2 separate regions of the Mus musculus genome follow, and region 1 is linked to region 2. The links are chromatin loops, found by intact Hi-C in ENCODE. Cell type or tissue: left cerebral cortex. All regions are shown on one strand. Each heading gives the region's core, and the rest is flanking DNA. Links, peaks and the distances in the headings are about the cores only.

What was found. A loop is a pair of places that touch in the nucleus more often than their neighbours do. Peaks named below come from ENCODE experiments on the same cell type or tissue, not always from the same donor. Only the 100,000 strongest peaks of a DNase experiment are listed, where the experiment ranks them.
Region 1: a loop joins it to region 2, with 3 times the contacts of the local background. A loop is called at or near these places in 38 of 42 quality-filtered maps.

What each region holds. Positions count from the first base shown.
Region 1 is chr16:30,499,152-30,507,704 of GRCm38, reverse strand. No RefSeq gene overlaps it. Among named protein-coding and RNA genes, the nearest start is that of Gm52252, 17 kb to the left of the region's middle. In left cerebral cortex, for the core only: a CTCF peak has its summit at 3,429; DNase peaks (open chromatin) are centred at 3,455 and 8,119; H3K27ac peaks cover 427 bases.
Region 2 is chr16:30,384,317-30,392,869 of GRCm38, reverse strand. It overlaps Atp13a3 (ATPase type 13A3), which reads left to right and starts at 4,340. Exons shown (of 34, transcript NM_001128096.1): 1 at 4,340-4,522; 2 at 5,218-5,263. In left cerebral cortex, for the core only: a CTCF peak has its summit at 3,966; DNase peaks (open chromatin) are centred at 3,979, 4,695, 4,959, 5,561 and 1 more place; H3K4me3 peaks cover 2,289 bases; H3K27ac peaks cover 1,912 bases.

The DNA.
Region 1 (8,553 bases), core at 147-8,146, 120 kb before region 2:
TCATTCTCACATGGCTTAAAACACAAAAACCAGAGCTGGACAGATGGCTCTGTGTTTGAGAACACTGGCTATTCTGGCAGAGGTCCCAGCATAAATACGGCCACTCACAGGTGTGTACCATCACCTCTGGCTCTCCCTATAGACTGGCTCTTTTCAAAGGAAGCTGTCGGAGAAAGTAAAGACTAAACAGAAGGCTTTCGGTGCTAGCCCTATTGAGAAGGCTCTCTGGGACATCAATCACACTTACTAGCAAGGCCCTAAAGTCCTCAGGTTCTTCGAATGAAAGAGCTAGGTGACCAGAGGCCACTTTTTAGCCGCTTTTCAGGTGTGGCTGGGTGCCAAGCAAAGCAATACTGATGGCCAGGACGGGCTCCAGATCCCAGGTTTCCTGGCCCCGAGAAAACAACAGGCCCTGTGACTTGGATGAGGCGCCTAGAGAGAGCCGGATAAGATGCCTCTGCGGCTGTGAGTGACAAGGGTGGACTGGACTAGGGAAGCAGGACAAACGGAAAGCCTGGAGCGTCCAGACAAGGAAATTCTCTCCCTCAATTGCCTTTTCCTATTGAGATAAGATAATATACAATAAAACACAGGGCTATGAAGGGCCTGCACTCAGGCCTGGCGGAGGCGTAATACTGTCTGGTGGGTCAGGACCTGGTGGGTCCCCAGCTGGCTCTGGCCTGCTATACATCAGACAGTCGTGGATCTTAGACTCAGAAGGCAAGTCTTGACTCCTACCACTAACGAGTTGTAGGATTCTTTCTGATCTCTCTCTCTCTCTCTCTCTCTCTCTCAATAGACTCTTACTGTGTAGTCCTAGCTGACTTTAGACTCATCATATAGCCTAGGCTGCTCTTGAACCTGTCTTAGCCTCCTCATTACTGAGATTATAGTTGTGAGCCACTGGGCCTGGCTGTCATTATTAAGCTCACATATATGTCCACCTCTTCTGCCTGACAGGAAATGCAAAGAGGCCTAAGAGGCAATGAAAGAGCCCTTTAAACTCCAAAACATCCCAAAGAGAAATCCGCTGTCACCGTCTCATGGCACAAAGCCTTTTGTTTGTTCGGATTCTCCCATTTTCAGGACCAGTTCCGCTTCTCCTTCAAGCTCACCTGGTTGTCTTTCTTTTTTTTTTTTTTCAGAGTCTGCCATTTATTTATTTATTTATTTATTTATTTATTTATTTATTTATTTATTTATTTTTTCGAGACAGGGTTTCTCTGTGTAGCCCTGGCTGTCCTGGAACTCACTTTGTAGACCAGGCTGGCCTCGAACTCAGAAATCCGCCTGCCTCTGCCTCCCAAGTGCTGGGATTAAAGGCGTGCGCCACCACGCCCGGCCTGGTTGTCTTTCAATGCTCGAACACATTTTTATTATCCAGCCATATGTACAGTTAAAATGGTGAGCATGCAGGATTGAGGAGACCCTGGGATGTGTGAGCAGAGCCACACAGTGTGTTACCTTGGTCACAGAGCAGCCTTGGGCAGGAAATAGTTCCCCCCCCCCCCCCCCCCCGCAGTCAATCTAGTGACTCGCCTACGGTCCCAAGTGAGCCAGTGTCCTGGGGGAGCCAGTGTTGGCATGTCAGGGAAGATGGGAGACAGAGGGGACTGGACTAGTTCAGTTACTTTTGTTATCACTATGACCAAGGACCCACCCAGAAGGAACTTGAGGAAGAGGTTTTTTGGGGGGGCTCACAATTTGAAGGGGTGCAGGTTCTCATTGCAGGGGGCGGGGCACGGCAGCAGGACAACTCACCTTGCATCCACAGTCAGGAGGCTCAGGGAAGTAAGTGTTAGGCTCAGCTCTCAGCCCACGGGGAGCCAACCACCCTCAGGGCATGTCTGCCCCACTCTGTTAAACCACACTAGAATCTCCTTGAGATGTGCTGCCAAATCCAGTCCCGCTGACAAAGAATAACCATCAGTCTGAGATGCTGGCCTTAATGGCCGAGTCAGAGAGGCAGAGCAGAGCCCACTGAGCAGACAGGGAACCCATGCTAGAGAGTGCTCCACGAGCGCCCTACCCCTGAGCCACATGGAGCTCGACATGGAAACATCTTCCTCTGTTTCCTCAGCTGTAAAGTGAGATAGTTAATATCTTCCCATCACAAGCGGTTGTGAGACAAGGAATGTTGCTTAGTAATACTGTAATTTCACCTCTCCCTGTACGCACAGTTACTGGGAGACAGGCCAGTGCTCCAATGGGCAGTCACAGTGCAGAACAAATGTCGAACTCTCTCAAGGGACCAACATTAAATCAGACTTCACTGACTAGCCTATGAATGGGGTTACATTTCTGCCTCCTTTGCCTTTCCATATTCTTTGGCTTTTCCCTTCCTTTATAGTCATTCAACTAACACTTTTTAAATTTTATTTATTTTAATGTGCATTGATGTTTTTGTCTGTATGTATATGTCTATAAAGGTGCCAGTTCCAGGAATTGGAGTTACAGTTATGAGCCACCATGTGGAGACTGGGAATTGAACCAGGGTCCTCTGGAAGAGCAGTCTCTCCAGCCATCAAATAATACTTTCTGAGGGGTTAGTGTGTCCAGGCCACCCTGCTGGGTCTGGAAGGAATCTAAATAACACCCAGTCCTGGCCTGTGTTGTCTAGAGATGAGATCATAGCATCCAGCGAGCCTGGGCTGTTGAAAGCCAGAGCTGGGAGGCAAGTTACCAAGGATATGACCTTTGAGTCTGTCTTTGAAGAGCAGATCATGGTCTCCCAAGTAGAGAGGTCAAGAGCCCGGGGCGCATGGATGCATACATGTCCTATATGTGTATGAGTACAATTCCCCACACATGTATGACACAAAGGCAGTTTCGGCCATGCTCATGAAAACTAGACTGTTCCTGGAAATGGGACTGCCTGTTCGTTGTGAGTTGTGACGGTTACTGAATTAAAGCAACAGTTCTCCACCCTGGCCCTGCATCAGAACTACCTGTGGCTTGTTCGTGGTTTAGATTTCATTCACGTTTCCTGGCCCAACCCTTTGTGTATTATAGAGTTAGTGACTGGGTTGGGGACCCCCATAACCACGTTCACCTTTTTTTTTTTTGTTTTGCAAATTCTGAGGGTGAAAACATCATTTCATTTTTGTTTCTCTAGTTCCACAGTAGAGGCTGTGCATTTGCCAGCGTGGTGGATTGTGCCCATAGCCCTCAGCACTATGGAGGGGGAGGCAGGAGGGTCAGAGGTTCAAAGCCACCAAGCTACATAGCACACACAAATATTTCCAGTAAATGACTATATAAGCTATGTAAAGTATATACATCCAAACACAATGAATCCATCAACAAATATGAACAATATAAAGGCACAGAGAACAAAGCAGGACATAGTAAGTATGAGTAGTAAGAGACCGGTGATGGCTAAGTAAAAACCAACGGATATTAGTGGCCGTTACCGCTGCTGTGACTACTTGCTGCCTCACGGTGTCACTGTTGGACACGGGTCCTACTGTGCCTTCCGCTGGCCCCACAGGCCGTCGGGGCAGCTTTGGCCTTTGCTGACCCAGTAGTTCACCTGAAGAGCTCCTCTCTGTTTACCAGCTGCTTCCAAACGTCAGGTTCCAGCTCACGGAGCCACGCCTCCTCTCCCCAGAGCCCTGAGGTGGCTGCAGCTTTTCTCTGACTACCTTGGAACCTTAGGGTGGCAACACATCCGGATTCTCAGACAGTGAGGTTGTTCTTTGAAAGAAAATGCCCTGTAAGCCCGACGTCTGCCCAGAAGACTGTACTTAGTGGTTCCTATTAAGCTTCTAGATCAGTGGTTCTCAGCCACGCTAATGCTGTGACCCTTTAATGCAGTCCCTTATGTCGTGGTGATCCCAGGCATAAAATTATTTCCCTTGTTACTTCATAACTGTAATTTTGCTACCGTTATGAATCGTGTTTTCCAGTGGTTTTAGGCAACCCCTGTGAAAGGGTTGGTTGTCTGACACCCCCTCCTCCAGAAGTCAAGACACATGGGCTGAAAACTACTGTTCAAAGGGGGTACCCCTTTAAGACTACCAACACCTGTACTCCTGAGGAAGCCGATATCTGGGACTCCAGGGCAGGTGCTTGCTTCTTTCTGTAAGGTAGGAGAAAATCTCCCACATGCCTAATCTCTGCCTGGAAACCACATGATGGGCTGTTGTTCAAAACCCAGCAAATTCCTCTATGCAGCCAGGAAAAAGGACCAGTGTGTCAGGAGGGTTGAGCCTCATTGGTTATTGAAGGATGTCTGTAGAGAAGGGAGGTTGGGTACTTAACTCATTTGCGGCTGCACACTTCTACACTGTAGTCCACAGTGGAACTATTCATGAACCAAAGACTGGAGCTAAGTCAGTTTTCATATTACCTACCTACACACACACACACACACACACACACACACACACACACACACTGCAGACTCTCTGAAGGTGTCATGCTCACAACAGATTCTCAAGGTCTAGGCGTCTCACTAGTAATACTGATTCAGTGATATGGGGCGGGGGGGGATGGGGAGGAACCCCAAATCCTAGTAAGATGTCACAGAACAGTAGATAGGGCTTGGGCAAGGAGGTGGAGGGCTGCCTATATGGTGGTGCCTAGCTAGGGGGTTATGCAGCAGGAATAGCTCTCAGATAGGGTCCAATGCATCCAAGCTGTCGGCAAAGCTGAAAACAAGCTGCAGCTTTCAGATAAATCTCAGATGTCTTGACAAACAATATATTGCCTGTCTGGCTGTCGGGTCATAGTTTGAGATGGAAGAAAATGTGTAGATCCAAATCGGGAATCCTAGCAAGTGTGGGAGCGGAGGTACAGCCCCTGGGAATCCACGTCAGGAAGACAATTGGTCAGCGAGGGAAGCCCGGTGCACCGATGACCTCATGGCTCTTTTCTGGACACTCCCTTCCCTCCTGCCCACCTCCACCCACAGACATATCAGACAGATGACCGAATGAGCACGAGGAAAAAGTGTTCCCCGTCGATAACGCTCGTTCTCACGTGTGGCTGCCCATCCCCAGCCTTGTCCGCGCCCCCCCTCCAATGTCCCCAAGCTGAGCAAGGCTGAGTGAGGTCAGTGGGAACTCACGCTCGCGCTCGCTCGCTCGCTCGCTCTCACCAGACCCAGGAGTCTTTGAAGATTGCGTAAGGGCAAACAAACGCCTGGCCGTGCCTTAAATTCTTTGTGTGAAACAGCTCACATTTTGTTCCCTGGCTGACCACACGTGAGTTTTGTCTTCTGAGCAGTTTTTGCCACGAGAATAGTTTCATATCTCCTCAGAAGGGGTCAGCAAGGGACCCCAGCCTATGTTGAGACACACACTTGGCTCCAATGCTCCAGCCTCCAGAGCCCACACCTCAGACAGAACTGTTCTTCTCAAGAGGAGGTGGTGACTGCCCCTAACAGTTGGCTTGCCACAGCTGTGTGTGCAGTCCTTCAAGCCAGTGTACAAGTCCCAGAGCCAGGGCCTCCCTGGTGTCACCCCTGACAGAGAAAGCAAAGGGCTTCATCCACATGGTTGTGTTTTAGATCTCGTTTCTCCCGGACTTTCTTAGGCCTCCCACTTGGCTGAATATTTGGGAATTGACACAATAGCCTTACCGAAGCTGGGGTGGGCATGATGTGGTGGGAAGTCATGTGATTGTCCAAAGTGAACCAATTTGTCAAAGACCATTTCCCTCTTACCCATCCCCCACTCCCACCCCCTGCCACCGCCACACCCCACGATAAGATAGGGTCCCCAGAGCACAATAATCCTTTCCTGAGATACAATTTAGAGGCTCCTGAGAAAAGAAACAACAGAGAGGCTAATTTTGGCTTTTCTGAAACTAAAGAAAAACATACAGCCAGGCCCTGTCCTGCCCAAGGAAGCCAGGGTGGGCCCCGTTTTGTCTCTCTAGGGTATCTGCTCAGATCACCAGAGGTTTGGAGAACAATGCCGGGGTTGAGGGCAGTATGGGAACAGAGTCTGCCCCCCTCACAGCAAAGGCTGCGTGTGATGGAGCCTTGCCTGGGCTCTCTACAGACACCTAAAACAACAACCTGTATTTCAGGCCTAAAATTTTTTGAAGCACCAACTCCTTACCCTCCCTCCCCCATCTAAACTGCGAAGAGTTAGAGATTTCTTCAGACCCAGTCGTGAGAAGAGAAAACCCTGATGCTGTTCTATAGATCCTCTCCAATTTTACTATGTACACATATGCACATTTGCCTTTCCTCTGATTCTTAGAAGGATCCATGATTAGGAACAAATGACAAGCCCAGGGAGCCATACCAACGTGGGCCAGGTTTTAAAGCACTTACTGAGAATCTCCTGTCTTCTTACAGGAGTCAGGGTGAGGCTCACACATACACACGAGCGTCTGTGTCTCTGACACACTCAAGGTGTCACCCAGGCTGCAGCTCTGCAGACCACACTAGCGAAGCGAAGCTCAGAGGCACGTGGTGCTTCCGCTACCCATGAGCCTTTGCCTCAGCCACAGTCTAACGGATCTCCAGTCTTCCTGTCCAGCTCCAGTCCACCCTGTTGCCACCAGAGGGATCTCGTAGCAAATTGTCAATGTCATTTTCCTAAAAAAAAAACTTCAGTGATGGGGTTGGAGAGAGGGCTCAGCCATTGAGAGCATATATTGCTCTTCCAGAGGACCTGAGTTCAAGTCCCAGCACCCACATCTGGCAGCTCATAATCACCTGTAACTCCAGCTCCACGGAATCGGATTCCTCTGGCCTCTGAGGCCACCTGCACTCACATGTACAATACCTGCATACACACATATGCATGATCAAGAATAAAATAATCCTGGTGGTGGTGCAGGCCTTTAACCTTAGCGGTCGGGAGGCAGAGGCAGGCAGATATGAGTTCGAGGCCAACCTGGTACGTAAGTTCCAAGACAGCCAGGACTCCACAGGGAACCCCGTCTCAAACAAATAGACAAACAAAACACAACAACAAAAAAGAATAAAATAAATATTTTTTTAAATGTCTGTGCTTGGGTCTTCCCATCTATGTGATAAGTATTGATGCTTCCAAATGTGTTATAACTTGACATCATTCTCCATGATGGCACTTAGAAGCGGTGAGTTTAGTTTATCTTGAACGATATAAGCACAAGGAATCAGGCGACAGATCAGCGTGTGGATCCTGTTTGTGCTCTGAACTAACTTTGGATCATCTGCCCTCCAGTCTCTGCACATATATGAACAGGAATCATCGCAGCATCCATAAGAAGCAACTGAGCCAAGGTCATGTCTGTAAACCTTTCAGCAGCCGCTTTCACGCGCTCAGGAAGCAGGATGAGTGTGACTAATCCTGATGTGTTTACCACTCCCTGCTTAAACCATATTCTCCCAGGATGCTTGGCTCTTTCTGTGGGGAGCAGATTTCTTGCTAGAGGTGACTTTTGTTGGCCATTTCCCGTAAGTTGTCCCTCAGTTGCCAGCAAAGCTGTATTTAGCTGAGAATTAAGAGCCCTCTGTCCTAGCCAGGCTTAGTGGTGCTTGTCTTAAATCCCAGCATGTGGATCTCTGTGAGTCTGAATCTAGCCTGGGCTACTTAGTGAGTTCTGGGACAGCCAGAGCTACAGAGTGAAACCCTGCCTGGAAAAGAAAAAAGAAAATGGAAGAAAGGAAGAAAGAAAGAGAGAGAGAGAGAGAGGGAGGGAGGGAGGGAGGGAGGGAGGGAGGAAGGAAGGAAGGAAGGAAGGAAGGAAGGAAGGAAGGAAGGAAGGAAGGAAGGAAGGAAGGAAGGAGAACTCTCTGTTCAAAACAACCACGACAAAGAAACAACTGTGTCTTTTGACGTTTCCTTCTCTGATTATTGGGACTGCCCAGGAGAAGCTGCATCATAGAAGCCAAGGCCCTTGTTCTCCCTAATTAAAAGTCCGTTCATTCTTCAGTGACTTAAATGTCCTGAGGCAGCCTGTGTCAGCTGCAGAGTTCCATCCAGCACAGGGTCACAGCTGCCTAAGGTGGCTCCTGCCCTCTCGCCATCTGCGGGAGAAGAGAGGACATTCTAGGCAACATTTCCTGCCACAAAGGGCAGGTCTGGACCTGTCTGTCCACCCCAGTCTCCCTCATGTGTTTACCAAACTCTTTCACATTTTGTCCGCTGGCTTGCCCAGCTTTTATGTCCTGGCATCAGATATCAGTGTCCCGGCTGCAGCTGCGCCATTCCATCCGGAATGCGGGAACAGCAGGAAAGCTCCCAGTGGGGAGTGGAGGAGGTGATGAGAATGAAAAATGTTTGGCTTCCAGTTGTCCTGTGGGTCAGCGGAATAGCTGCAGAGGTGTTCCAGCTGCGAACCCGGCAAGCTGGGGTGGAAAGCCCTGCTGCTCATGGGGGCGGTGTGTGTCACCACCACACAGGTCCACTTCAGCCTTTCTGTTTACGAAGGGGACGAAGACTGTTTCAGGCTGTCGAGACCCAGAGGGCAAAGGCCCTTACTGTGTACCAGCTGCCCAAGTTCAGTGCCTGGAACCTGTGGCAGGAGAGAGTTGACCAAACTGACTCCCAAAAGTTGTCTTCTGATGGCCACACGTGGTCTGTGGAGTCCCATTGGAGAACTGTGTAG
Region 2 (8,553 bases), core at 390-8,389:
AGCTAGGCAGTGGTGGTGCATGCCTTTAATCCCAGCACTCGGGAGGCAGAGGCAGGTGAATTTCTGAGTTCGAGGTCAGCCTGGTCTACAGAGTAAGTTCCAGGACAGCCAGGGCTATACAGAGAAACCCTGTCTCAAACACAAACAAAAAGCAAAACAAAAACAAAAGGAGACAATAATAGGGCTGGAGAGACAACAGTTGTTGAGAGCACTAGCTGCTCTTCCCAAGGATCCAAGTTCAATTCTCACTATCCATATTGGATGTCTCACAAACAGTTCATCTCAAGGTGGTCTGGTACCTCAGCCTTCTGTGTATGCTCACCTCACTCTCACCATACAATTTAAAAAACAAAATAAACAACAACAACCAAGCTAGGCAGGGAGGTATGTATGGTTCTGTCTTGCAAGAAAGGAATGGGCTATAGGGATGCAGTTGAGAGTTATTAATGTACAAGCAGATGATAGCTACACCCATGGTAGATAAGGTTACCTGGGAAGAATATGTCATTGCATACACTAGAGGTGTTACCTTTCGTTTTTAGGCAGTGTGTGTGTGTGTGTGTGTGTGTGTAAGAGAGAGGACAAAAGAGTAAAAAGGAGTAATAAAGAGGAGGAATTCTAAGACTACGTAATTGAACATAATTGATAGAAAAGGTGTCTCAAAGAGAAAGAAGAGATCATGGGTGAAGTAGAACAAACCTGAAGTCTCAGCACCCACTGGAGGATTGCCACAAATTTTTAAGCTATTCTGGGATATATAGTAGGTTCCAATCAGCAAGGTGACATAGAGGGACAGTGTCTCAAAAATAAATAATGGACTGGAGAGAACCGAGAGTCTTCAGAGGATCCAGGTTCAATTCTCATCACACACATAGCAGCTTACACCTGTCTGTAACTCCAGTACCTGGAGGTGACAACCTCTTCTGGCCCCACAGGATACCAGGCAGTCATGTTGTGCTCAGACATGCATGCAGACAAAACACTCATACATGTGAGTTGCCTTAGTTTGAAAAATTTGGTTGGGCTGGAGAGATGGCTCAGTGGTTAAGAGCACTGGCTGCTCTTCCATAGGTACTGAGTTCAATTCCTGGCGACCACATAGTGGCTCACAACCATCTGTAATGGAATCCGATGCCCTCTTCTGGTGTGTCTAAAGACAGTGACAGTATACTCACACACGTTAAAAAAAATATATATATATATTTTTAAATTTTTTTAAAAGATTTATTTATTTATTATATGTAAGTACACTGTAGCTGTCTTCAGACACTCCAGAAGAGGGAGTCAGATCTCATTGTGGATGGTTGTGAGCCACCATGTAGTTGCTGGGATTTGAACTCCGGACCTTTGGAAGAGCAGTCGGGTGCTCTTACCCACTGAGCCATCTCACCAGCCCCCTAAATTTTTTTTTAAAGAAAACTTTGGTTGAAGTCTGGGCTTTTCAAGTTTGTTTGTCTGTTTGTTGTCTTGACACAGGGTCTCCTATAGTCCAAGTTGTTTGATTTTTGTTGTTGTTGTTGTTTTTGTTTTGTCTTGTTTTTGAGGCAGGGTTTCTCTGTATAGCCCTGGCTGTCCTGGAACTCACTTTGTAGACCAGGCTGGCCTTGAACTCAAAAATCTGCCTGCTTCTGCCTCCCGAGTGCTGGGATTAAAGGTGTGTGCCACCACGCCCGGCTCCTACTGTGTTTTAAAACCCCAGTGCTGGCCTGTGGAATGGCAGGCAGGTACCAAGCCTGACCACCTGAGTTCCATCCTTGGGACCCACAGCATGCAACCAGAGAACCAACTCCATAATAAGATTGCCCTCTGACATCTGCTCTTGTGCCATGATGTGTCCCTCACCCCCACAAATACATGTAATAGCAAACCAAAAAAAAAAAAAAAAAAAAAAAAAAAAAACCTGAGTGCATTGACCTTAGGACTTTAAGTAGTTGTGCATTTTAGACAGGACTTTGGAGGCAGTGTGGAGGATGTGTTCATCCAAAGAAGGCCGTTGGAGGCTGCCAAAGAGGCATAGCTTAGAAAGAATGGGTGCCAGAGGAATGGAGGTAGGAATTTGACGTGAAACAGATAGGGCTTGGTGACTCATCATGGGTGACTCATCTATTCCTAATTTCCTAATTCAAATGGTTATGTGATGGCAGTGCTCATAGTTCTGGGAGGGGCAGTTTTAAAGGCAGAGGGTTTTGGACAACTGTTGGTGTTTCTTGGTGAGCTCTCCATAGAGATGCATGACAAGCCGTTGGATATTTGAGTCTCTGTTTGGTAAAAGGCATCTGGCTGATGTGGGAGTTCAAAGCCAAGGGTGGAGCTGATCCTCCCAGAGTTGAGTGCAGCCGAGTGGGCACAGCTGTGGGGCTTAGGTGCTGCCCTGCATTTCAGGTGCTGCTTCACAACTGGTGCCACGGAGGAAGGCAGAGAGGTCTTAGTTACAGAGACTTGACAACTGGGAGAGCAAAATCCTTTGCAAGCTGAGGCAGTAGAGTAATTTCAGAAGGTGAGAACACCCACAGTGTCAAATGTGGCAGAGAGATGCTGAGAGGTAGTACCGAGGACAGTTCTGCAATGGTGGATGACAAGGTCAAGGGTTACTGTCAGTTGAGCTCTCTCTCTCTCTCTCTCTCTCTCTCTCTCTCTGTGTGTGTGTGTGTGTGTGTGTGGTTAGTTTGCCACGAGTTGAGGAATGAGGAAGTACAGGCAGGCCAGGGGGAGACCCACTGTTTAAGAGGTGTGCATAAGAGGGTCAGAAACACTTGATGGCTAATTGAAGAGGGCACTCTAAGTGGATGGTTGGCTTGACAGTTTTATTTATAGGACCAGGAGAGGCTTGTGCTTGTTAAAATCTGCGAGGTAAATAACCAACTGCTAAGGAAGCTGTCAGGAGTGTGTGCAGGGTTTTTTCAGTTCTACCCAGACTTCCTCAATCCTAGACTACTTACGTACTCCAACACAAGTGAGCTAGGGAACACACGGAGGGCTGAAACCCAATGGGGAGCAGGAGCTGGGAAGCCACAGCTGTGGCTCATCGTCATTTACTGTGATGTCCACATTACCTGGTAAAAAGAATTTCGTGGTTGCCATCCAGCCCTTCACCACTGCGGTTGGAAAGCAGGATCAGCATCCTTACTGTTCCCATTGAAGTGTATTAGGGCCACGTATCTGGGGCACATTACCGACCCAAATGAGGTGCTACTCTCTGCTGCGGACCAAGAGGCAGGATGCTCCATGCCTCTGGTGGACGGTGCCCAAGTATGGGAACAGGAGCTGAACACAGCTGTTCCCTCCTCTAAGACAGTCAAGCAGCTAAAAGTTATGTTTGTAGGAAGGTAGGAGAACAAAGATGGCCAGGCGTCTGGGATGCAGGTGAGGTAGACTCAGAGTGGAAAGATGGCGGAGCTGGAGGCAGCAGGTGGCAGGCTCAGCTTCCCGCGCTCGACAGGGAGCGGAAGGCAGTGAAAACCAAAACCGCGATTTGAACATCCGGGCGAGGCAGTGCCCCAAGATAAATCTCCTGTGGAGGGAAGTATTTAATTTGCTTCCAGCTCTGTCGGAAGAAACTCCTCTCTGAGACCCGGCTGTCTTCCGTATGGAAGCTCTCTTACCTACCTGACTGTTCTCTGTCCCACGCCCGTGGGCTGGGCCAGGAGTTCCATTGGAATTAAAGTGTTCTTTTTGGTATAGGTGGGGATAAAGGAGGGAAAGAATCTGGGTCCAGAGCTAGGACTTTGCTCTCCACCTTGCCAGCACAGGCGTCCTTTATGATTGCCACCCTAGACAAGCCTGCACTTACCACTGGGCCTCAGTGTCTTTGTTTAGAAAATGGGGGTTTGGACTACGATCTCCTCGCATGGGAAGCGACACCTAAGTTGATCGCCTCCCGCAAAATGAGTCCTGAGCAGCATCCCGCTAGCAGTTCTCGCTTAGGCGGGCTGGGGGCCCCGTAGGCGAGGAGGTGGGCGGGACCGGAGGGTCGCCCCGCCCCCTGACGGCCCCTCCGCGCTGGGCGCTGGGATGAGGCAATCACGTGACCTCACATCCGGCGCGGGAGTCCTGAGCTCGCGGGGCGCTCCCCGTGTGCCCGCCGGCCCTCCCCGCAGCGTGACCGGGCGCCGTGGCCGCGGGGAGGGGGTCCGCTTCGTCGCCGACGGCGGGAGACCGCTTCGCAGCACAGACCGTCCTCCTCCCCTGCCGGTCTTCCGCGCCGCGCTCCCTTGTTCTCGCCCTGCCCGGCTGCACGCCGCCGCCGCCGCCGCCCCGGGCGCCGACAGCGGAGCGCGGACGCCCCTGAGCCCGGTGCGGCCCGGGCCCCGCCGCGGCGCCTCTGTTCCCACAGCCGGAGCCGCGACGCGTGGCGGCGGACCCTCGAGCCCGAGCGACCCGCGGCCGCCGGCGCCGGCCGTGGGTGATGGGGCTGGGCTGAGGAGAGGCGGCGGCGGTGGCGAAAGCGGCCCCCCGGCCCCCTGCGGCCTTTTGGCTGCCCGGGCCGGGAGGCCGCGGAGAAGGCGGCACGGCGGCGCGGCTGGTGAGTGACTGGGCGAGCGGGGTGTGGGGCGGGAGGCGAAGGTGATGGGGAGGTTGGAGGAGGCGAACGGCGTCGCCCGGGTGGCGGGTACCAGGTGGGTCTGTGGCTGCTTCCTCGACTCGAATCGGACATCACCTCTCTGGGAAGGGGTATGTGTGTGACAGGGAGAGGGGTGCGGAGACCCGGCACTGTCTGGGAGCACGTGTACGTGTGGAGGTCTGGAGTGCACCCTCTGCGTGCCGGCCGGCCCCGCTAGGCCAGCCGCTCTAGAAAGTCCAGAAGGTGATGTGCCCGGAGCAAGAATGTGGGAAGGGCCCCAGATGGGTCCGTGCCGGTGCTGACTGTCCGAAGCCTAGTTCGGCCCCAGCCACCGACGAGTAAATCACCCTACTATCAGCACACTCTACACCGATAACCGAAGTCCAGAAAGGAAAGCGGACTTGAGGTGTCAACACTCCAGATTAAAGGGAGAGACGCAGGGCCGTGAGGACTAGAAAAGCCCAGACCCTTTTTTCGCTACGTACTCTCTGGCCTCGCCTTCACACAGACTGTGGGCCTGATTGATCGCTTTTCTGGTGGGGTGTGGAGTTGGGAGTGGAGGAAGGAGTAGCATTTGTCGACTGACAGTAACTGTTTGGGGCTTCCCAGTTTGGAAGGCTTTTGTGACAGGTGTTCATTGTTTATTTCCCCCTTAGGTCTGACAGAAGCACCCTAGGATCTTGGTGTCTGGATACATAAGAGGTATGAATCACTTACATAATTAGCTCCCAGTCATTAATGTTTTAGAGCTATATTTAGTGGCTTGTATTAGTGCAAAATGAATGGTTCTGGAGTCATAAACCCAGAAATTTATGTGATTCTGAACTGAATGGAACACGTTTGAGTATGTTAATGGTGATTTTTTTTTTTTTTGATCTGTGAAGCAGGACTGCAGGATTGTTTAAATCCAAGACATGTGGGGCCTTTTCGTGACGAATACAATTATAGAGGGTTTGAGGCTAATGTGAAAGTTTATTTGTTTTTACTTACATGTGTGCTTGAGTATGTATGTGAAAGGCGTGGATGCCCTCGGAGGCCAGGCCCTTTGAAACAGGTGGTTGTGAGCTGACTGCAGTGGTTAGGTCCTAAGAGCAGCACGCACTTTTTACTGCTGAGCCATCTTTCTAGCTCCAGTGCGATTTTATTCTGGAAGGGCCAGCACGTCATTAAACGGGCTCCACCTTTGATTAGAACCAAACCTTTTTTGCTAAAACTGGCATCAGTTTTGTTTTCCTGGAATATATGTGTAGCATTCTTTTTGAGGACTGTTGCTTTGCTGAATAGGCTGTAGTTGCTAAGATAGATTGTGTGGACATCCCATCAGGGTTTGTCCAACAACTTCAAAAGTACATCAGTTTCTGGAAGTTCTTTTTGAGATGGTAAACCCATTAATGACAGTTGTAGAAGAGGAAAAAAGATGATACTGCCTCAGCCTTCTGAGTAGTTGTGTTACAGGCAGCAGCACTAAGTTTAGCAGGGAGGATACTGTTTACTCCGTTTCCTGGTGTTTCCTGGTGTCTGCTCTCCCCACTCCCCAGTCGTTTGTCACTAGTTTAGGTAGAGGATGGAGTAGTTGAGATTTTTAAACGTTGTTAGAACAGCAGTGCTTGTTTTGGTTATGGGATTAGGCAGGAAAAGTGATAATTTATATGTTTCATTTAAGTACGGTTGTAATCAGATGAAAATATTACGTGGCAGTGTAGTTTTGAAAACAAAGTTGATAAGCTTCAAGCTGATGGAGCGCTATGATTGATTTCTTAGCCCAGGCCAACCAGTAACAGAAATTGAAATTTTAATTTAGAATTAGTTTGAGAATTTAATTTAGAATTAGAATTAGTTATATAAATTCCTATATTGGCATTAAAGTAGTTTCATAGATAGTAGAAAGAAAATCTCATGTCCTATGAAGTGCTTGGTTCTGTTATCAGATATTAGCACTAACATAGTTCAACATGTTTAGTTTGCCCCTAATAACCATGTAATACCAGTTTCCCAAATGATTCTTTCTTTTTTTAAAAAAAATAATTTATTTTTATGTTATGCATTAGTGTTTTGCCTGAATGTCTGTCTGTGTGAGGGATCAGATCCCCTGGAACTGTAGTTGTGAGCTGCCACGTGGGTGCTGGGAATTCGACCCAGGTCCTATGGAAGAGCAGCAGCCAGTGCTCTGCCGAGTCATCTCTCCAGCCCCAAATGTTTATTTTTCAAATATCGATTCTTCTGTGAATAAGTGTTGGGGCTTGGGGATGTAGCTCAGTTGGTAAAGTGCTTGCTACTATGCCTGAGGCCCTGGGTGCAATCCTGGATGTGGTGCCAAATGCTTGTAATTTATTTGTGCAGGGGAATCAGAAGTTAAAGGCATCCTCAGCTACAGACTTAGTTTAGGGATGACCTGGGCTACATGAGACTCTGTCTCAAAGAAAAAGAAAAAAGAAAGAATGTGTGTTGACAGTTAACAGAAAATTGTAATAGAAAGAGTTCATGGGATTTGGGAGTCTGACCTGACTGATTACTGATTTAACTTTGTCAGTGGCAATAGTTATTGAGATATTGTACTATGTACTAGGCCCTAAAGTAAATACTTGGTAGTTATTGAACTTTCTTTTCTAGATGAGGAAACAGGTTTTGCAATAAGTTCCTAGTTACATACTTACACAAACCAAGAAATAAGAACTTCTGTGTTGTAGACAGTAATATTAAACTTAGATTGTGGTTGTCTTCGAAGTCTTTAAACTGTAAGTTGCTTCTTAACTGTTCTTCTTTTTCCCTTTCCTGTTTCATTTCAATTTACAAAGAACAATATTTCTAAGAGGCTTGAGGGCCCCTGAGTGCATGTGAAGAGGGGAGGACTCAGCTAGTTCTTCCTGAGTTCCTTTCTTACCCTATGCATTGTGTTTGGAGGATAAAATAGAATTTCAAGAGATTTTGATGATGATGGTCTTATAGGAAATGGATTCTGTGTTTTGTGATGCATGCCTTTGCATGCAGGGCTTCACAGAAGTGTAGGCAGACACTATTCAGAGCCACGTGCCAGCCCCTTCTGTGTTATTTTTTTGTTTTGTTTTATACAGGCAGGGTTTCTCTGTGTAGCCCTGGCTGTCCTGGAACTCACTTTGTAGACCAGGCTGGCCTCGAACTCAGAAATCCGCCTGCCTCTGCCTCCGGAGTGCTGGGATTAAAGGTGTGCACCACCACACCCGGCTTCCCTTCTGTGTTTTTAAGTGCAATTTTTGGTAGAGTCTCAATGCACTCGTCCTGGTTGGCTGGCCTTAGATTAAAAATTTCCTGTCCAAGATTCCCAAGTAGCTGGGATTATAAACCTGTGACTTCAGGCCAGTAAAACGGGTTATTTGGCAGTATACTTGGTGGTCTACGTGGCCTACACTAACTGTAAGTACTAAATATTAGACCTTGTATGTGACTAGAGCATACATTGAGCAGGAGTTAGTAGCTTAACATTTATTGACAAGAACACTCTTAAAATGGAGGTATGCTAAAAGTGGTTAATCTAGTGTCTGTTAAATTAATCTGCTAAATTGGTAGACTTGATATGCTCTAAAATCCTAGTGCTGAGACAAATTCTGAACGCTGAACGCAATAGTCTCCCTCTACACAGCTCCCACCCATGTAGTTTGACCTTCTGTGGTTTCAGTTAGTGATCATTCAGCTGGGGTTTGAAAATATTAAATGGAAAATTCCAGAAATAATCTAGACCAGTGGTTCTCAACCTTTGGGTTTCAACCCCTTTGGCAAACCTTTATCTCCAAAATATTTATATTACGATTCATATCAGTAGCTATGTGTTTTGAGTAGTGATAAAAATTTTGTACTGTCCCATTGTTCTGGTCTAGACCCTAGACAACTTTTGGTCTAGCACACTCATTGCCTGTGCCTACTAGTTGGTTATTAGTTATTGTAAGTATCTTTACTTATATAGCTAGCAGTTCTGTTGTCCAAAGAAAAACTAGAAATTACTTCCTTTATTTAGTTAA